2 separate regions of the Homo sapiens genome follow, and region 1 is linked to region 2. Evidence: chromatin contacts called from ENCODE Hi-C data. All regions are on one chromosome and are shown on one strand. Each heading gives the region's core, a stretch centred on a gene start or an enhancer-like site at or near the end of the contact. The rest is flanking DNA. Distances are from core to core; before and after follow the strand shown. Region 1 overlaps COBL (cordon-bleu WH2 repeat protein). Region 2 holds the start of FIGNL1 (fidgetin like 1).

Region 1 (5,149 bases), core at 932-3,431, 600 kb before region 2:
TCGGCTCACTGCAGCCTCCGCCTCTCAGGTTCAAGCAATTCTCTGCCTCAACTTCCCGAGTAGCTGGGATTACAGGTGTGCACCACCACACCTCGCTATTTTTTGTATTTTTAGTAGAGACAAGGTTTTGCCATGTTGGCCACGCTGGTCTCGAACTCCTGGCCTCAAGTGATCCGCCCACGTCAGCCTCCCAACGTGCTGGGATTACAGGTGTGAGCCACTGCACCTGGCCCCCACAAAATTATTGAAATGCTTTATGTCAGTTTGTATCACTAGTTCAGAAGCACTTTACCTTGTAATTTTTCCCTTTCTTCCAAGTGCCTAGAACATAGAGAACAAAGTCAACACAGGTTAAGATGAAGTGCAGCTTTGCTTGTTGGTTGTGAGTGGCCGTGGGACCCACAGGCAGCAGTGTGAGGTGGCGAGGTAGCTTTTCTTTCATTGAAACATTTTCTCTGGGCCATATAAATTTGGTGGAACTGGCTTTTGAGAAATCCTCTTTCTTAATGAACCACAAAAAAAGCAATATCATAGGACACAAGATCTTTAATTTGCGTTTAATAAAACAATAAAATGAATCCATTCCAAAATTACTTGGAAGATACTTACATTTAGTGATGGAATTATCTTTGCTGACTCTGTAAAAGAAAAACTAGTACCGAACTGAGAATAATTGTGTTCAACTTGAGGAACTAGTAGCCCTAAGTTAGCATTTTCTTCTTTATACTTGAGCTGAAGAATTTACCAAAGCTCATTCAGAGATATGTAATGGCCTCTGAACCATGGGATTATATAATTTAGGTGGAGGACAATAGAAGGGTTAATATTCCTTACTCAGGCTCTGTGGCTATTCATTTAGAAGAGAATTAAATCATGAATTTATATTAGGCTTCTGCGAAAGACAAAGTAAGTGTGCTTTTTCACATTTGCAAAAATCCTGCAGTAATAACTTTTTAGTTCAAAGAGATTGTTCATGCCTTAAGAGAATAGCAAAGTTGCCAGTGCATTAATTAACTCAAAAATAATGACTTACCCTCTCAGGGAAGACAGAATATAGCAGAAAGGACAAAGCCAATGTTGTATTCCTTTTAAAGATTCCTAATTAGTCACTGGTCAGTTGTAAAAATGAGTGTTTACATCCTATATTTTGATTTGGCATTTCAAAGACTGTTAACAGTTCCACTCTAGAAGGGATTTTAGAGCCCGTCAGAGCCAACTGCTTATTTTACAGAAAGGGGAAAGGGGATTGTTCAGAGTGCAATTTGGGCTTTCAATTCAGCCCTCCTCCTGCTGCCCCTGGGTTTCAGGCTGGGGTCCCTGGATCGCTGGCTCTAGGGAAGCCCCTCAGAGGCTGGACAGAGGGTGGGAAATGGGACACACACAGGATCTGGAGGACAGGACCTGGGCCCCCAACCTCGATGCAGCCCAAGCAGCTCCACGTTTTCCTTTTATGTTCTGAGTTTCCGTTTAGCATTGATGAAGAAAAAAAAAGTCTCCTGCACCATTATCTCATTCAGAAATTGTCAAAACATGTTACAGTTCATGGGGTTAATCATCGGAACCAGCTGAAGGAAGAAAAGAGATGTGGGGTGGGGGCAGGATGAGTGAGATGGGCATGTCTGATTCCAAACAAAAGATGCCCAGGACAGAGCAGACCTCGGAAAGGAGGGATCAGAAATTGCCTGAAAACTCACACCAACACAGGTTGGGGCTTCACAGGAATATCTGCCCTTCTCTTCAGATCTGTGCTCTCTCTGACAGCTCACCAGGAAGCTTCTCTGGAAAGTTCCCCACTCAGCCTCCATCACCCTCCTCAAAGCCTTTGCAGGTGCTCCCCCTTGGCCACACCCTGCCCCACCCTATACTCCGAGCAGGTGCCGGCATCACTGTGGGGAGGTCTGCCTGGTCTTTCCTGGACGGGTCCCACCCCTTTGGCAGAAGGCCTTTCACCCATGTTCCCTCTCCTCCCAGCATTTAGACAGTTGTCTTTTCAATTCCTGTGCCACTCTTCTCCCTAGACGCAGATAAACCTCCTGAGAGCAGGCCCCCCCACCCCCACCTGCTTCTGCACCAATGGCATGAATGGTGTCGCAGGGCTGTGGCCAGGCCACACGGGCCATGGGAAGATTATCCACATGGAGAGCAGGAGGGCTGGCCTGGGCAAAAGGGGAGCTCTGGTAATAGCACTCGCATTAGTCATTTTGTAAATGGTTTAACACGTGTGTGCACCAAATATGTGACCTCTCACTCCATGTTGATTTAAGGCTTTGCAGGTGGCTTAATTTAGACCACAGGCTCTCAACTTTTTTTTATTGCCTCAAAACTTCTGAGGAATATATATGTATCACCCGACAAGCATTCCTGATCTTATAACTGGCTAGAGAAGGGGTGGAGGTGGGTTAGAGTCCCTCTGCCCTGCGATGTGTTCTGTGCCTCCAGAGGGCATGTACCAGGTGCTCTGAGGGCCTCCTCCAAGGGGCCTGGCAGCAGACAGCTAGTGGGGACACATTTGTTAAGGTCACTTTGCGCCTCAGCGATAATCCCTGGAGAGGGAAGAGGGTAAGCCAGGCTAAACCAGCATTTGTGTGGCCCCTACTGTGTGCCACCACCTCGCTCAGTCCAGCCTGCCACACTCTGCCTATGGGAGCACACCGAGAGTTGGTGTGACCATACAGCACTGTCATTCTTTGCGTACGTGTCTGTCCCTTCAGAAGCTGTGAGTGCCAGAGAGCCCACATGCTTGGATTGGAAATATGTGTCCCCAGGCCCTGTCACAGGGCCGTTCACATTCAGGCACCCACTTAGCAACAGGGACCCTGTGGGCAGCAGCATTACCTTACTCCACCAGGGTGTGAATCCAGGTCTCTGTGACCTGAGAGTTTTACTCTTGTCATACTTTTTATATACAACATAGACAGAAAAAACGTGCTGGTTTTATTGTTCAGTGATGGCAGCAAAAGGGAAGGCAAGAGAGGAGTGATGGGAAACAGGGAGCTACAGCGACGTTTCTTCTCAATATTTGTCTTGAACAAGAGTCTAGCCCCAAAAGCTGGGGAGAGAACTAGAAGAGCGAGGTCGCAGCAGACCAGCATCACTGCATTCAGCATATCTCCTCGTACGTTTACACTGCTCTAAACTATTCCTTTTTTTCGTTCTATTCTTTACCTTGGAGCTCTTTAGTGAAATGTATATTCTTTAAACTGTTGTTCTTTCATTTGTTTTATTGTTTGGAATCTCAAATATACCATCACCTGATGGGATTTTCTTTTGGTTTCGTGGTGATAAGTTGTTAGTCTCCTGTCCAGTTAAAATGTTGGTGATGTTGAGTGCAATTGTGATGTCACTTCACTCTCAGTGCATGATTTTGTGGAGTGAGCACTCCCAGAGGAGTCTTAATTCACTTTGGGCATCCAGTGACTATTTAGGGGAAGAATGACTTTAAAACAAAATACACTGGGACTGCAACAAAACACAGTGCTTGTTTTCTGGACTGTTATAAATAGTGCTTAGATCATATGTCCTGAAGTGTCTTGAAGTTTAAAATCTATTTTTATTAAAAAACAATAACAACTCTAATATACATCTGGGCTAGACTTGTGTGTTTTTGTCCTTCAAATTTCATCTCTTTGCATAGAGGCTTCTGTGATTTTAGAGAATCTAGAAGCTCAGTAAGAGAAAAATAATGACCTCCCATTACTTACACTTAATGTATTGCTATCTACAAATAGCTAGGTAGTTGCGCAGAATAGCCATAGTGCTACCCATCATTAGTATTAAGGCTTGACAGAACTTGGCTTGGAGAGCAAGTTGCCACTCTATGCATCTCACCAAACTCCTGCAGCGAATCACATTTAGTGCATAGGAGCCAGGTAACCTCAACCACAGAAACTGGCCTCACATGTAAAAATTAAGGGAGAGCCAAAAGCTGGGGAGTAGGGCCGTGAATCTTCCAGGCCAGATTTCAAATATGAAATACACGTCAGATGTGTCCAAACTGATACTTATGTCTGCTTATTTATATTTCCAAAAACTCTAATTGTCTTAATGTTTTTCTAAAGATCTCACATTAAACAAGTTCCATTAAGCCAAAGGCCAGCCTAGAAACAATTGCATTCAACATGTCATTAGTTTGAATTTTTAAATGTGCTTGCCCATAGCCATAGAGAGGAGACCAATGTAAAAGGCTAATTAATCAAATACTGATTTTTGAGGGAAAATTTTGCCCTCAATCTTACACAAATGACTCCCTGTGAGTTAAAATGTTTCAGGAGTATTCAGCAGTATTTGAATGAGGTTCTTCCTTTACTTTGAGCACCCTGAATCCCAAATTTTAGAGCGGGGCCGACAGACTGATGTCACACTTGTTAGGCAGTATGGACGCCAGAGTGGTTTGGGCTGACCTGTCCTTGCCGTGTCTTGTCCAGTAAGCCTGCCCCTGGGGTCTGGCAGCCACTGCAGCCCGGATGGAGCCCCGCAGGTGCTGTCAGAGGCGGAGGAGACCGTGTCAGTTGGCAGCTGTTTTGCGTCGGAGGACACGACCGAGGACTCAGGAGTGATGAGTTCCCCCTCAGACATCGTCTCTCTGGACTCGCAGCAGGACAGCATGAAATACAAAGACAAGTGGGCCACAGACCAGGAAGACTGCAGTGACCAGGACCTCGCTGGAACCCCAGACCTGGGTCCCCAGAAGAGCCCCTTGTGGGAGAAGAATGGCTCTGAGAACTCACATCTGAGGTGAGTCACGGGAAGGATGGGTGGGTACGGAAGTCACAGCCACATCTGTGTCTCTAAAGAGGGTCTTTTGTCATGGGATCCAACACGTGCTATCACAACCTGCTCTGCACCAGGGGCCCCGACCCTGATTCACAGCAGCTGCTCTCAGGCATGTCTCTGTGCTGTCTATACATCTGCAGTAACTTACAAAGACTGTGTAAGAGTGGCTTGTTTGCTTTGGTACCATACCCTTAAGTATATTTTTCTACTCAATATCATGTTTGTAAGATTTATCCATGATGATATCTGTGTTGTTCATTCATTTATTTACCTGTTTTCCTGATAATGAACACTTAGATTGTTCTAGTTTTTCAGGGCTAGAAACAATGAGCAAGAAACATATGTCTCTATTTACATGTAGAGACTTTTCTAGAAG
Region 2 (5,834 bases), core at 3,284-5,783:
CAGGGCCATGCTGTCTACAAAGTCCAGCTGTTGGTAACCCAGACATTCCTTGGCTTGTGACAGCATCACTCCAATCTCTGCCCCCATCTTCACATGGCCTTCTTCCCTCTGTGACTCTTTTCCTTTTCTTTATAAGGACACCAATCAATCAGATGAGGGCCCACCCTAATCCAGAAGGACCTCATCTTAACTGGATTATGGCTGTAACAACCCTCTTTCCAAATAAGGCCACATTCACAGGTGCCAGGGGTTAGGGCTTCAACATATCTGTTTGGGGGATGCAATTCAACCCCTTACATACTGTACCAAACTGGAGGCACCTAGAAGTGTTGACTCCAATTGGTAGCGCAGTCCTTGAGGAAAATGACGACCCAAGCAAATGTTTCCTTCAATCTCTGCTCTACCCCGTTTCAGGTGCTATAGAAAAATTACGGGAGGGCATTGTTTTAGAGTGAGCTCCTGCACTAGGTCCCAACAGACCAAACTAAAGTGGAGTCACTCATGCTAAGTGCCATTTAACCAAGCTGAAACTTTAAGAAAGCTGGTGGTCCCCAAATAGACCAGTTTTTCTTGAAAACAAGAGTCACAGCAACCCATCAGAAAGAGTTCAGTCTGCCTGAGTCAGAGTAATAAGGAAGTCCCATTTGCTTTAACCATGACGAGAAAAGTAGTCTGAATTAAGCTGACACTAACCAATCAACCTTTAAAATAATACTGTTTCCTTGTTCCCACCTTACAAAACCACTGTTCTGCCATTCCCCAGTGGGAACTCTAATTCTATTTTATAGAATGGAGGCTACTGGATTCATGAATCATGAATAAAAGCCAATTTGATCTGTAAATAATTTTGTCTTTTGACACCAGGAGAACACCACCTCCCCCCTCACCAGCTGTGTTTATGACAATGATGCCAGAGGTAGCCTCTTCACATCCCTTTATGATTCATTCAGTATGGCCAATGAAAATCTTTTACTAAAATTGTGCACTTGCTTCACCCTGGGCTCACACATCTTACTCCTCTGCTGGAGGGCTAGAACACCATCCCCTCAATCCTGGTACTTTTTTCTTCCTTACCACTGAGTCAGGGAGCTGAGAGGTTTGGAAGTCAGTGGGAATCCACACAGAGAAAGAACTGGATTTAGATTGGGCTGTTTTCCCTCTGAGCTTTGTCCTGTTGGCTTCCCTATCTCCTCAACACCACCTGCCTCCCGCACCCACCGACACACACATCTCCAGAATGTAACTCTCCTGGCTGACAGGGAAGCACATTATTTAGGGCCGTATTATCCCCTCTGCTCAAAAACAAATGAGCTCACCGAAGTGTACACTTGCATTTATCTGAGACCATGTTTATAAAATTCATGAATATGGAAATGGGCAGCCATCTCCCAGAATCCCTCACACCAAGAGAACTGGCACTGTCTGCTGTAGGTGAAAACCTCTTCCCTTGAAGGCTCAACAACTTCTACCCAGAAGAAGAAAAGAACAGCATATTCTTTCTCATACACACACACAAACACACACACACACACACACGCACACAGTATATACCACCAGTCTGTGGTCTTGGAAGCAAAGTTTAATAATTGAATAGCTCAAGCACTAAACTCTTACATATTATTAAGATACTATCCTAATATGTCTCATTTGTCAAAGATGGAAAAGTTTTGATATGACATAAGGGTTTCAATCCCAATAGGAATATTAATGGTAACAATAAAAATAACATAGCAACACGGTTTCTGTTGAATGCCTGCCACATGCCAGCAACTGCTTTGATAATTAAAGAATTATATCTTATGTTGATTATAATCCTTATAATGGCTTCCTGGGTAAGAAAGGTTTATTACTGTTTTACATTTGAGGAGGAGACTAGGGTTCAGAGAGGGTGCAGAAGTGAGTTACACTTTTGCCAACCAGGCCAGAAGATGAAAGCCGCTGGATTGGGAAATGCTTTTGTATCAAAAGCACAAAATGAAGTGGCTAGTGTTACTTGTTGGAAAAAAATTAACTTTGGCAAGCATAAATATAATTCAGTATTTGAGCAATACTTTTAGGAGGGTAACAGAGTGGTTTATGTGAATTCTCCAAAATGCCATCATGAAAATTTTGATGATGAAAATCACCTAAAATTGCTAATTACCTGTCTTAGCCTGTCTAGGGCTACAAAGTACCATATGCTGAGTGGCTCATAAACAATAGAAATTTATTTCTCACAGTGGAGGCTGGAAGTCAGAGTGCCAGAATGGTCGAGTTCTGGTGAGGGCTCTTCCAGGTTGCTGTCAACTCTTTGCATCCTTAGGTGGTGGCAAGAGGGCTAGAAAGTTCTTTGGAGTCTCTTTTATTGTATTTTATTTTTTGGAGACAGTCTCACTCCGTCCCCCAGGCTGGAGTGCAGTGGCGCGATCTCAGTTCACTGCAACCTCCACCTCCTGGGTTCAAGCAATTCTCAGGCCTCAGCCTCCTAAGTAGCTGGGATTACAGGTGCCCACCACAACACCTGGCTAATTTTTGTATTTTTAGTAGAGACAGGGTTTTGCCATGTTGGCCAGGCTGGTCTCGAACTCCTGACCCCAGGCGATCCACCTGCCTCGGCCTCCCAAAGTGCTGGGATTACAGGCATGAGACACTGCACCCAGCCTCTGGAGTCTCTTTTATAAGGATACTTACTATTCTCATCCATGAAGTCTCCACTCTCATGACCTAATCACCTCACAAAGGCCCCGCCCCTTAAAACCATCACATTGGGCTTAGGATTTCAACATACAAATTTTGGGGGGACATAAACTTTCCATCCCTAACATTACCCAAATAGTATCTATATAGTCATTTCTAAATATACACGTATTTAGAAATTTCTAAATAGCCAGTAAACATACAACTGACTTGGCCTTGATATAACTGTTTTCATTTTCTTTTATTTTCATTCTACATGACATATTTTGGGTAATTATAAAATAATTAAAATTAGTTGATAAAGTATGGAATTAGAATAAAATAATTTTCTATTACTATCTAAGCCATGAAATGAATTAGGAGATGCTGTTTTCAGTGAAACGTCTTCTAGTTTTTAAAGTGCATTGTCCAATTCCTTTTTATTTTGTGAAGATTTTAAAAACTTAAAAAAAGTCTTCAAATTGTTTGTGCCTTGCATTTCTTTAAATCTTATGTTTAAACATCATGTGCTGCTAGTTGCTAGTCATTTTCTCTATCCCCTGCCCCAGACCCTCTCTTTCTCAGGAAAGGATATCCAGGGATCCGGGTCCCAGTTAGTCAAGGAGATATAAGAGGAAGGCTATGAGGCTTTCTGGGAAACATTTTCTTTTTCCAAGAGAGAAGTGTTCAGAGGGAAAAGGTCCTTTCTCAGTTTGGCTCCCTCTTTGTGTTTTAGATCTGGTCATGTGAGGCTGCCTGGCTTGGATTGTGAGGGCATCTCTCGACAATGAAGTGACAAGCCTGGGGAGGAAAATCCACAGGCGAGAAGGTGGCAGAATGGAGAGATGGTCCTTCATGACTTCTTTGAGTCACCAGGTCCAGATTTCCCGCCAACCTCCAGTCTTCTTGTTATGTGATCTGATATCATTATTTACTGCAGAGGCCACTGAGTGGATGCTCTTACTTGTGTCTGAAAATCCAATTCACTAAATTAATCAAAATACGGCACTCTTCTTTTGAAACCTTGCTCCAGAACAAAGTGGAAGGTAATGATGGGGTGCTTTTCAAAGTTCCAGGGAGGTGTCCCTACACAGCAGACAGCTGTCCAAAGGAATGTAGATGTTGGCTGCGGGGAGATCTGAGTTGCCAGACTCAGTCAGAACAGGTGTCCTCTCCCTTATTTTATCTTAAACATGCATGTCATTTTTGCATGCTACTCTATGCGGTTCTTTCAGCCAGGGAACATTGCTGAGCACCCGCTCACGTGCTGTATGGAGCGCAGACTGCAGGGTGCGAGGGGCGGAGGTGATGTGCTAGGCCTGAATTCAAGAGGGGGCGCAGCCACAGGCCCCGCGATGCCGGGGTGGCCTCTTGTAACGACGTTTTAACCGCTGACCTAAGTGGATCCGCTCCTCTCCCGCCGCCCGCTCCCTGCCTGCAGCACAGGATGGCGGCTGGCTTTCCCGAGTGGGCGCAGGTGAGCCACGCTTGCTCTCCCGGGTGGGCGCAGGTGAGCCATTGTTTGCTCTCCCGGGTGGGCGCAGGAGAGCCACGCTTTGCTCTCCCAGGTGAGCCGCCGCTCGCTGTCCCGGTGAGGGGAAGTGAGCCACGCTCTATGGGAATCCTTCGAATCTTCATTCAATTTCCATCGCCTCCTTGTATTTATTTGGGAGTACTTTTAAAAATGAAGCCTATGCACAATGATGTAATAAGCGTTTATAGAACACCACTGGTCGGAGCTAGGGCCTAGGTGGCGGTGCCCGGGCCCAGGTGCCGCGCCCACGCCCCGCGCGCCGAACGCACGCACGCACGCACTCACGCACTCACGCACGCACGTACGGCGCGAGTCCGAGGGCGACAGCAGCGCGCAGGCGCACGTCAGTCCCCGCGCTTTTCGGAGGCTGCCAGCGTCCCACACCAGCCGCAGGTAGGATGCGGTGACGGGAGGCGGGGCAGGGGCGCTGCTGACCCCTGTGGAGCATCAGGGTTGGGGCGTAGGGGAGAGGCGGGCGTGTGCCTCTGGAATGCTGGGGGTCGCGGGGCGGTGACTTCGCGGGAGGCCGTGGGAGGCGGGAGCCAGGCAGTGGCTGTGCCCTTTTGCTTCTGTCTTAGCGGGAGGGTGGCTGACCCGCTAGCCCAGAACCAGACTCATCCAGGATTAGGAAGCTGGGGCCCGGCGTGGACGGCAGGCTCGGGGCCAGGTCTGCGGGCGGCTTCCTTTGGCAGAGCCTGTCCGGGGGCGGGGCCGCTTACCGCAGGCATTTACTGGGCCCAGCGGGGCTCTGGGCGCCCACAGCGGGGGTCAGTCAGTTCCCCTGTGACCCAGGCAAGCTCTTAATCTCTGTGATGAGAAAGAAGGGCTCATACCTTTCAGGGGTCATCGTGAGGAATCAGAAGAAGCAGTATTTTATAGAGTATTTTCTAAGTGCTGAGTCCTCTGTCTAGTGCTTTGCAGAATTAAAATACCTTGTCAGCTCAGTGATGTTGCTGCGCTTCTTTTATAGGTGAAAACCGGCAGAAAGACATTAAGAGATTTTCCTGCAGTCACTGCTGGCAGATGATAGAGCCAGGATTTGAAAGCAGGCAGCCTGGCTCCAGACCCTGTGCTCTTAACTCCCGTTTTGCATCAAGAACAGAATCCTATGAAAGGCTTGCACAGTGCTTGGTACTGAGTAGGCACTCCGTCAGTATTTTAGTAGCTATTATTCCAAAGGACACTGTATTCTAGGTACTAAGACAATGTGAATGGAATGGAAAACAATTCCTCCCTGCAGAAGCCAACTGTCTAGGAAGACAGATAATGACATTATTAAAATAATCAGAACATTGGCAAAATAAAGAAGATTGAAATGCAGTTCATATGACAGTGCTAATTAATCATACTTTTTAGATCTAGGAAAGGCCATAAAGGTTAAATTGACTTGGAAATGGTAAACAAGACAATGGTTGTGTCACTGATCGGTGATGGCCAGTTTTTGGTTATCCTTATTTGCCATTTAAATGATTGAATTGAAAGGAAGAAGTAAGACTTGGAAGATGAATATTGAAGGAAAGGTGAAGATGGAAAAGAGAAGGGGGTTTATTCTGAGAACAGTGACTAGAACTCTGAGGTATGGTAGAAATTTCAGGATAACAGATGATAAAGGGGAATGAAGCCATGGAGAGGAAGAGAATGATAA

What was found. A loop is a pair of places that touch in the nucleus more often than their neighbours do.
Region 1: a map of PC-9 shows a loop between it and region 2 (2.2-fold over the local background). The contact joins the enhancer-like site here to the promoter of FIGNL1 in region 2. A Hi-C loop is called at or near these places in 1 of 168 maps with a recorded cell type or tissue (PC-9).

What each region holds. Positions count from the first base shown.
Region 1 is chr7:51,042,968-51,048,116 of GRCh38, reverse strand. It overlaps COBL (cordon-bleu WH2 repeat protein), which reads left to right. Exons shown (of 13, transcript NM_015198.5): 8 at 4,425-4,734. Among named protein-coding and RNA genes, the nearest start is that of GRB10, 260 kb to the right of the region's middle. Within about 2 kb of position 2,181, at least 4 of the 41 ENCODE cell types and tissues checked have a DNase peak (open chromatin) inside an H3K27ac peak, as active enhancers do; they include PC-9, where a contact is called at or near this core.
Region 2 is chr7:50,449,049-50,454,882 of GRCh38, reverse strand. FIGNL1 (fidgetin like 1) reads left to right here and starts at 4,533. Exons shown (of 4, transcript NM_001287492.4): 1 at 4,533-4,582; 2 at 5,160-5,765. RefSeq lists silencers at 4,387-4,576, 4,718-5,012.